Regions from separate parts of the Homo sapiens genome. Here region 2 is linked to region 1. A link is a loop called in an ENCODE intact Hi-C map of the cell type or tissue named here. Cell type or tissue: CD4-positive, alpha-beta T cell. All regions are shown on one strand.

Region 1 (4,000 bases):
TCCCCATACACCAATACTACATAAGAAAATAGTCGGGGGGTGGGGGGGGAAGCAGTATTGTCCTTTTCACCTGGTTTATTCTTGAGTACTTTTCCAACTAACAAACAACCCTCTCTGATTAAGACTTTTAAAATTGCTATTTTGAATAATCTTAGGACAGCACATTGATAAGCCTAATATGCTCACTATCATATCCTCAAATAACTATTACAGAAGCAAAGAAATTGGACAGGTTAATAAGCTTTTTTCCACTGTATTTTCTTTGGCAATGATTCTTGGGCTGGGTGATCAGTATGAAATAAAGTGATGAAGGCCAAATGGAAATCTTAAGACAAATTTGATTATCATCTTATTTATGTGTGAGAAGCTCCATAAACAGTTTCAAAAATTAATCAAAACCTGTACTCTTCGAGTTAGTAGAAAGTGAAATTAAAAGCTACCTAACTGTAACCAATCAAATACAAATTTTCATAACATAACAGCACCAAATCATCTCTCATCATTAAAACTATATTTTAGATCTTTAAATCATGTCTGAAGCAAAAAGGCTATTCCAGGAATAGTCTGGTCAATAATGAAAACTCTGGAGAAGTACTTGGAGTATCATGGAATATCATTACACATCCAAAAACTTTAACCTACATCTCTGATGTTCAATACAGCATCCACTAACCACATGTGGCTATTTAAATTTGTCAAATTTAAAAGATTAAAAATTCAGTTCCTGTCACACTAGCCACATTTTACATGATTAATAGTGATAGTATAGTAGGTACCATATTAAACAGCACAGATGTATTCTCATCACTGCAGAATACTACATATTTCCAATACTACTGGACAGTACTGTTCTAGACACTTGGATTTCAAAAGCTAAAAGGGGAACTCAGAATTAATCTGTTTCGACCTCACCTTTCAAAGATAAATACTGTACACTGAAGATGCTAAATTGGCCAATGTCTTACAGCTAATGATAACTTTGGGCTCTGTAATTATTCTTCCACATCAAGTGGCTCTTTTTCCGTAGTAGACATTACCAAGAGTATCAAGACTATCTTTTCCCATATCTGCATGCCTACTAGACAGTTCCACTCTCTCTAGTTTATCCAGATGTCATCCTCTGCTTTCCCTAACTCCTACAACTTATTTCTCATACCCTGACAGATGAGGCTCAACCCAATACAAAGTAGACTTACATTAGAGAGCTTCTGATAGCTACACCAAAACTCGCCTTTGAACAATATGTCTACTCACTAGAAATACAAAGTCACGGACTTCCAATTTCCACCAGAAAAATTTTGTTGAAGTTATCAAATGCTTTGCTTTTGTATAAAATAATCTTAACAGCAAGACAGAACAGACTTAAACTTCTTGGATTTGGGGTGAAAGTTTATTCAATTTTATATTTTGGAGCCAGTGGCTACAAGTTATGTATAAATCAGTCCCTAGAGTAAAAAAACTTGGCTAATTCAAACCCTTAAGTTTATTCTCTTTACAATCTATGATAATAACAAGAAAAAAATCTGAGGCAAATTAAGACAAAGTTTTTTAAAAATCTGATACAATCTTTGAATCGCTAAATGAATAACTGAGAAGACTTAGATCCTAAAACACCAAAATCTTATTTTATAATTTACCTTTAAGCCTGAAGAAAACTCTACCATTTCTTCTGCTTGAACATTCCTCAGCCCATGTACGCGGGCAATACCATCACCAATACTTAAGACACGCCCAGTTTCTTCAAGATCAACAGAGGTATCAGCTCCAAGAATACGCTCTTCAAGAATAGAGGACATCTCAGCAGTCCCTATGGAAGACAATTCAATTCAATTAAAAAAATAATCTGGGCCAGGCACAGTGGCTCACAGCTGTAATCCCAGCACTTTTGGAGGCTGAGGCAGGCAGATCACCTAAGGGCAGGAGTTTGAGACCAGCCTGACCAACATGGAGAACCCTGTCTCTACTAAAAATACAAAATTAGCTGGGCATGGTGGCACATGCCTGTAATCCCAGCTACTCGGGAGGCGGAGGCTGAGGCAGAAGAATCGCTTGAACCCAGGAGGCGGAGGTTGCGGTGAGCTGAAATCACACCATTGCACTCAAGCCTGGGTAACAAGGGCAAAAACTCCATCTCAAAATAATAATAATAATAATAATAATAATAATAATAATAATAATAATAATAAAAATCTGGTCCTCGGATCTTTTCAAAGCCCATTTCTCAACAACAAAAAACTAGTTTTGTGATCATAATAATCCAAATATATTCTACAGACCCAGCACAGTGGCTCACGCTAGCCACAGTGGTAATGCTAGCACTTTAGGAGGCTGAGGCAGGCAGATCACTTGAGGTAAGGAGTTCGAGACCAGCCTGGCCAACATTGTGAAACCCCGTCTCCACTAAAAATAAAAAAAAAATTAGCTGGGCACGGGCATGCCTGTAGTCCCAGCTACTCAGGAGGCTGAGACAGAAGAACTGCTTGAACCTGGGAGGTGGAAGTCACAGTAAGCCAAGATTGTGTCACTGCACTCCAGCATAGGTGACAAAGTGAGACTATCACACACACAAAAATTATATATATATATATATATTCTACACTGTAACACGAGATTCTATTTTTAAAAGCTATGAAAATAAAACCAAGTGATTAAGGAAAAAAAAGTCCACACAAAACAAATGTAAACCAGACAAGAAGCTAATCAAATTAAGTAAAACCCTTAAAATAAATGTTCTCCTTTAATTTCTAAGAAATCTGTAACTATGTTAAAACCTGAATTTTTGGCTAAATTCAATAAAAACATATTTTAAAAACCAACTGTTGGCCAGGCACGGTAGATCATGCCTGTAAAACCAGCACTTTGGGATGCCAAAGGGGGTGGATCACTTGAGGCCAGGAGTTCGAGACCAGCCTGGGCAACATGGTGAAACCCCCATCTCTACTAAAAACACAAAAGTTTGCCGGGCATGGTGGTGCATGCCTGTAATCCCAGCTACTTGGGTGGCTGAGGCACGAGAATCACTTGAACCTGGGAGAAGGAGGTTGCAGTGAGCTGAGATAGCCCCACTGCACTCCAGCCTGGAGACAGAGCAAGACTCTATCTCAAAAAAATAAAAAATAAAAAATAAAAATCAACTGTTAACAAAGTGTGTCTTTCTCTTTCAAGGCACACAGGGTAGTATAGGTGGTATTCTTCATCTTAGCATACAGGGGTTGGGTGCAGTGGCTCACGCCAGTAATACCAGCACTTTGGGAGGCGGGCGGACCACTTGAGGCCAAGAGTTTGGACCAGCCTGGCCAACACAGCAAAATCCCATCTCTACTAAGGAAAAAAAAAAAAAAAATTAGCCAGCTGTGGTGGTGCATGCTTGTAATACCAGCTACTCGGGAGGCTGAGGCAGGAGAGAATCACTCAAACCCAGGAGGTGGAGGGTCCAGTGAGCCAAGACTACGCTACTGCACCCCAGCTTGGGCAACAGAGCGAAACTCTGTCTCAAAAAACAAAACAAAACAAAATAAAAAAACATCCCAGCACTTTGGGAGGCCAAGGTAGACGGATCCCCTGGGGTCAGGGCTTTGAGATCAGCCAGGCCAACATGGCGAAACTCTATCTCTACTAAAAATACAAAAATTAGCCAGGTGTGGTGGTGCGTGCCTGTAATCCTAGCCACTAGGGAAGCTGACTCAGGAGAATCACTTGAACCTGGGAGGTGGAGGTTGCAGTGAGCTGAGATGGCGCAACTGCACTCCAGCTTGGGCAACAGAGTCTCAAAAAAAAGGAGGCCACGCACAGTGCCTCATGTCTGTAATCCCACCACTTTGGGAGGCCAAGGCAGGTGGATCACCTGAGGTCAGGAGTTCGAGACCAGCCTGGCTAACATGGTGAAACCTTGTCTCTACAAAAAATACAAAAATTAGCTGGGTGTGGTGGTGGGCACCTGTAATCCCACCTACTCGGGAGGCTGAGGCAGGAGAATCACTTGAACCCGTGAGGCAGAGGC
Region 2 (4,000 bases), 170 kb before region 1:
AGAAAAATAATCACAAACATACAACCTTGGTTTTGTTTTGTTTTTGTACCTTTGAATCAAAACATTAGGCAGAATAGTAACAAAGGATCTTCGATGTAGAAGCTAAATGTTCCAAAAATCACATCCCACACAGTCAAACTATAAAATGACAATGGGCAAAAAACTGTCAAGGGCAATAACACTGTACCTAGATAGGTTTGAACCTGACTTAACCCCTACTCCAGCCAAAAAAGGTTATCTTTGAATGTCATCCCCCATTCCACCCAAGAATCTCTACAAACACTTCGGGTCAAGGGCAACGCCACAAACCAGGAAGATGCTTAATTAAACAGAAAAATATTTAATGAACTGTCTAGGCGTGGTGGTTCATGCCTGTAATCCCAGCACTTTGGGAAGCCAAGACAGACAGATAACTTGAGGTCAGGAGTTTGAAACCAGCCTGGCCAACATGGTGAAACCTTGTCTCTACTAAAAATACAAAATTAGCCAAGTACGGTGGTGCACGCCTGTAGTTCCAGCTACTTGGAAGCCTGAAGCAGCAGAATTGATTGAACCCAGGAGGCAGAGGTTGCAGTGAGCCAAATCGTGCCACTGCACTCCAGCCTGGGTGACAGAGTGAGATTCTGACTCAAAAAAAAAAAAAAAAGAGAAAGATATTTAATAAATTATGTCTACATTCCCTTTTCCTGTTCTATCATTAGTTACAATAAATAAGACACTCAGCAACACAGGTAAAATATTCCTTCTGATGCCTGAAGTTGCCTATCAAATTTCCTACACTATCTTCCTTTGCAGCCTGGAAAAATACATTCCTTAAACCTTTCAGAAAGATGACTTTCCTAACTCTTAACAAAGGCATAAGGAGACTCTCACGCAGCTCTTCAAGAGGAGAGCCTAGGTGATTCTGTTCACAAGCCAGAGAATGTGAAGGTGGAAAACAGCCCCCTGTAGCTCTTGCCTACGAGCATGTCAATGAGAGAGGGCCCAGATGAATCTATGGGCAGTCCCAAGTGGTCAAGGACACCTCAGCAGAAAAGCTCCCGGGCTTCAGTTTCCTCATCTGCACAACAGGTATCATGCTGTCCAGGACTAAATGACTTGCTCAGAACAAAACCTGTCAGACAGGTGTAAAGGGCTGAGTTTGCCACCATTTTCCCTTTTAAATGTTAATCTTCTTATGGAAGAGCTAACAAATAAGGCCTATGGTAAAGAGGCAGAGAAGGTCTTTTAACAGTGAAAATCACTTGAAATGTATCTCTGAAGATATATGCTACATAGCAAACCCTTAATAATAACCACACCACTGAGTACGTAATGTGTGGCAAGAATCATCCTAAACATCTTGTGTTTCCTCATTTGTTTAACCTTTACAACAACTCTATGCGCAGTGGCACGCGCCTGTAATCCCAGCTACTCGGCAGAAGGCTCTCTTAAGCCCAGGAGTTCAAGGCCAGCCTGGGCAGCATATTGAGACTCCATCTCAAAACAAAACAAAAAACAACCCTGTGAGACATTGAGGTATACTCGTTAATATGAATGTTTACAAATAAGCAACTAAGGCCCAAAGAGTTTAGGAAACTTGCTCAGAGTCACACAGCCAGAAGGTGGCAGAACTGGGATCAGAACCCAGGGAGGCTGGCTTAGAGCTCAGACTCTTAACCAATGCATAGTGTTTCAGAAAACAACCCTGACAATGACATGCAAGACAAATTACAGGAGAAAAAGGAATGAGAGGCAGAAGAGGCAATTAGGAGAAACTAAAGTAACTAGCCAGAGACAAAACAACAGATACAGCCAGGCACGGTGGCTCATGCCTGTAATTCCAGCACTTTGGGAAGCCGAGGCAAGGTGGATCACTTGAGGTCAGGAGTTCGAGACCAGCCTGGCCAACATGGCAAAACCCTGTCTCTACTAAAAAATACAAAAATTAGTCAGGTGTGGTGGCATGCACCTGTAATCCTAGCTACTTAGGAGGCTGATGCAGGAGAATTGCTTGAACCTGGGAGGAGGAGGTTGCAGTGAGCCAAGATAGTGCCACCGCACTCCAGCCTGGGTGACAGGGCAAGACTCTGTCTCAAACAAAAAAAATAAAAAATAAAAACAGATACATGGGAATAAGGAAAAAGGGAAGAATTTTCAATGTGGAACAATTTATCCTCATTTAATAGTTGCTCATTCTGCAAAAGAGAATTAAACAGAAAATCCTAAACTCTGACACAGCTACAAAGAATTTGTAGACCTTGCAAATGGTACTCAGAAATGTTAGTGTTTTGACAAAATCCTTCTTTGAAACAGATGCATGTACAACCTCCAGTCTCCAGGGAATGGTTTGAACACATACCTGTTTAGCAAATCCCCAATTCAGTCCTTCAAGAATAACACAGGCCAGTTTATTCTTCACCACTGTCAGGTTGTAATTCAATAACCAATCCCGAATCACCGCTATCTCAGATGCAGAAGGTTGCCAAAGATACAAAGGCAGTTCTTTAAACAAGTATAGAGAAACCTTATTAAAAAGAAAACAATAATCATTAAATAAAGACTTAGAAACAATGCTATATTACTACAATATTATATTATTAAACTGCTTGTAAAAAAATTTCTCCAAAAGGAACTGGAGTTTTTGTTTAATTTTTAGACAAGTGAAATGGAAATCACGGACAACCAAATCAAGTGGGTATTAAAATTGATGATACATCAAAAGCACATTTCATAATCCTTTGTAAAGATCAATCTTTTTAAATATTCAAATTGGTATGCTTCAGTTTAGGTAAACCACCACACTAATGCACATTTTTAAAGTCATGATAAATCGGGGGACGGCTATTCACTTTGCAAAAGAATTTAGCACTTTAAGTAATTATTCATTCTATGGCATTTAGAAAGATACTCTATTGGCTTCCAAGCCATCCAGGCCGGGGGTGGGGTGAGTGGGAGGGTGGTAAGATGAAACAAGATCAACAAAGAGACCAAGAGTTGATAGCTATTGTTAAAACTTGATGATAGGCCATTATACCATACTATTCTCATTACTTTTATATGTATTTGAAATAATCCACAATAAAAAATTTTTAAATCCTATTTACAGAAAGTCTACAGCACTACTTTTAAAATAACACATCCAAGTGTGCAAATTAAGATAAATCTGGGCCAGGCATGATGGCTCATGCCTGTAATCCCAGCACTTTGGGGGGCCCAGGTGGACAGATCACCTGAGGTCAGGAGTTTGAGACCAGCCTGGCCAACATGGTGAAACCTCGTCTCTACTAAAAATTAGCCAGGCATGGTGGCACGCGCCTGTAATCCCAACTACTCAGGAGGCAGGAGAATCGCTTGAACCCATTGGCGGAGGTTGCAGTGAGCTGAGATTGAACCACTGCACTCCAGCCTGGGTGACAGGGCAAGACTCTGTCTTGGGAGAAAAAAAAAAAAGAAGCCAAAAACAAGAAAAACACTTGAGAAAAATGTCATGAGCTCAAACTGAAAGAATCATATGATCCACTGTACATTTCTCTGGAATTCATCCACTAATCACTCAAGAAGGAGCAACAGAAAACTTCCTACTGTATTGAACTGTATATGAAAAGCTTTTTATCTCAATATAATCATCTTGCAGTAGCATACAATGTTTTTCTTTTCTTTTTTTTTTTTTTTGAGACAGAGTCTCTATCTGTAGCCCAGGCTGGAGTGCAGTGGCGTGATCTCAGCTCACTGCAAGCTCCGCCTCCCAGGTTCATGCCATTCTCCTGCCTCAGCCTCCTGAGTAGCTGGGACTACAGGTGCCCGCCACCACACCCGGCTAATTTGTTTTTTTTTCCATTTTTAGTAGAGACGGGATTTCACCGTGTTAGCCAGGATGGTCTCGATCTCCTGACCTCGTGATCCACCCGCCTCGGCCTCCCGAAGTGCTGGGATTACAGGCGTAAGCCACTGTGCCCAGCCAACACTGTTTTTCTTAAAAGGAAAATGACCATGTACTGCCACTATGGAAAACAGTATG

The links. Hi-C counts contacts between places; a loop is a spot of excess contacts. Peaks named below come from ENCODE experiments on the same cell type or tissue, not always from the same donor. Only the 100,000 strongest peaks of a DNase experiment are listed, where the experiment ranks them.
Region 2: a loop joins it to region 1, with 2.2 times the contacts of the local background. A loop is called at or near these places in 4 of 110 quality-filtered maps.

Annotation. Positions count from the first base shown.
Region 1 is chr18:46,090,045-46,094,044 of GRCh38, forward strand. It overlaps ATP5F1A (ATP synthase F1 subunit alpha), which reads right to left. Exons shown (of 12, transcript NM_004046.6): 3 at 1,638-1,807. Among named protein-coding and RNA genes, the nearest start is that of TRK-CTT6-1, 2.7 kb to the left of the region's middle. In CD4-positive, alpha-beta T cell, no CTCF peak of the experiment used is centred here; no DNase peak of the experiment used is centred here.
Region 2 is chr18:45,923,397-45,927,396 of GRCh38, forward strand. It overlaps EPG5 (ectopic P-granules 5 autophagy tethering factor), which reads right to left. Exons shown (of 44, transcript NM_020964.3): 14 at 2,342-2,506. Among named protein-coding and RNA genes, the nearest start is that of EPG5, 42 kb to the right of the region's middle. In CD4-positive, alpha-beta T cell, no CTCF peak of the experiment used is centred here; a DNase peak (open chromatin) is centred at 1,615.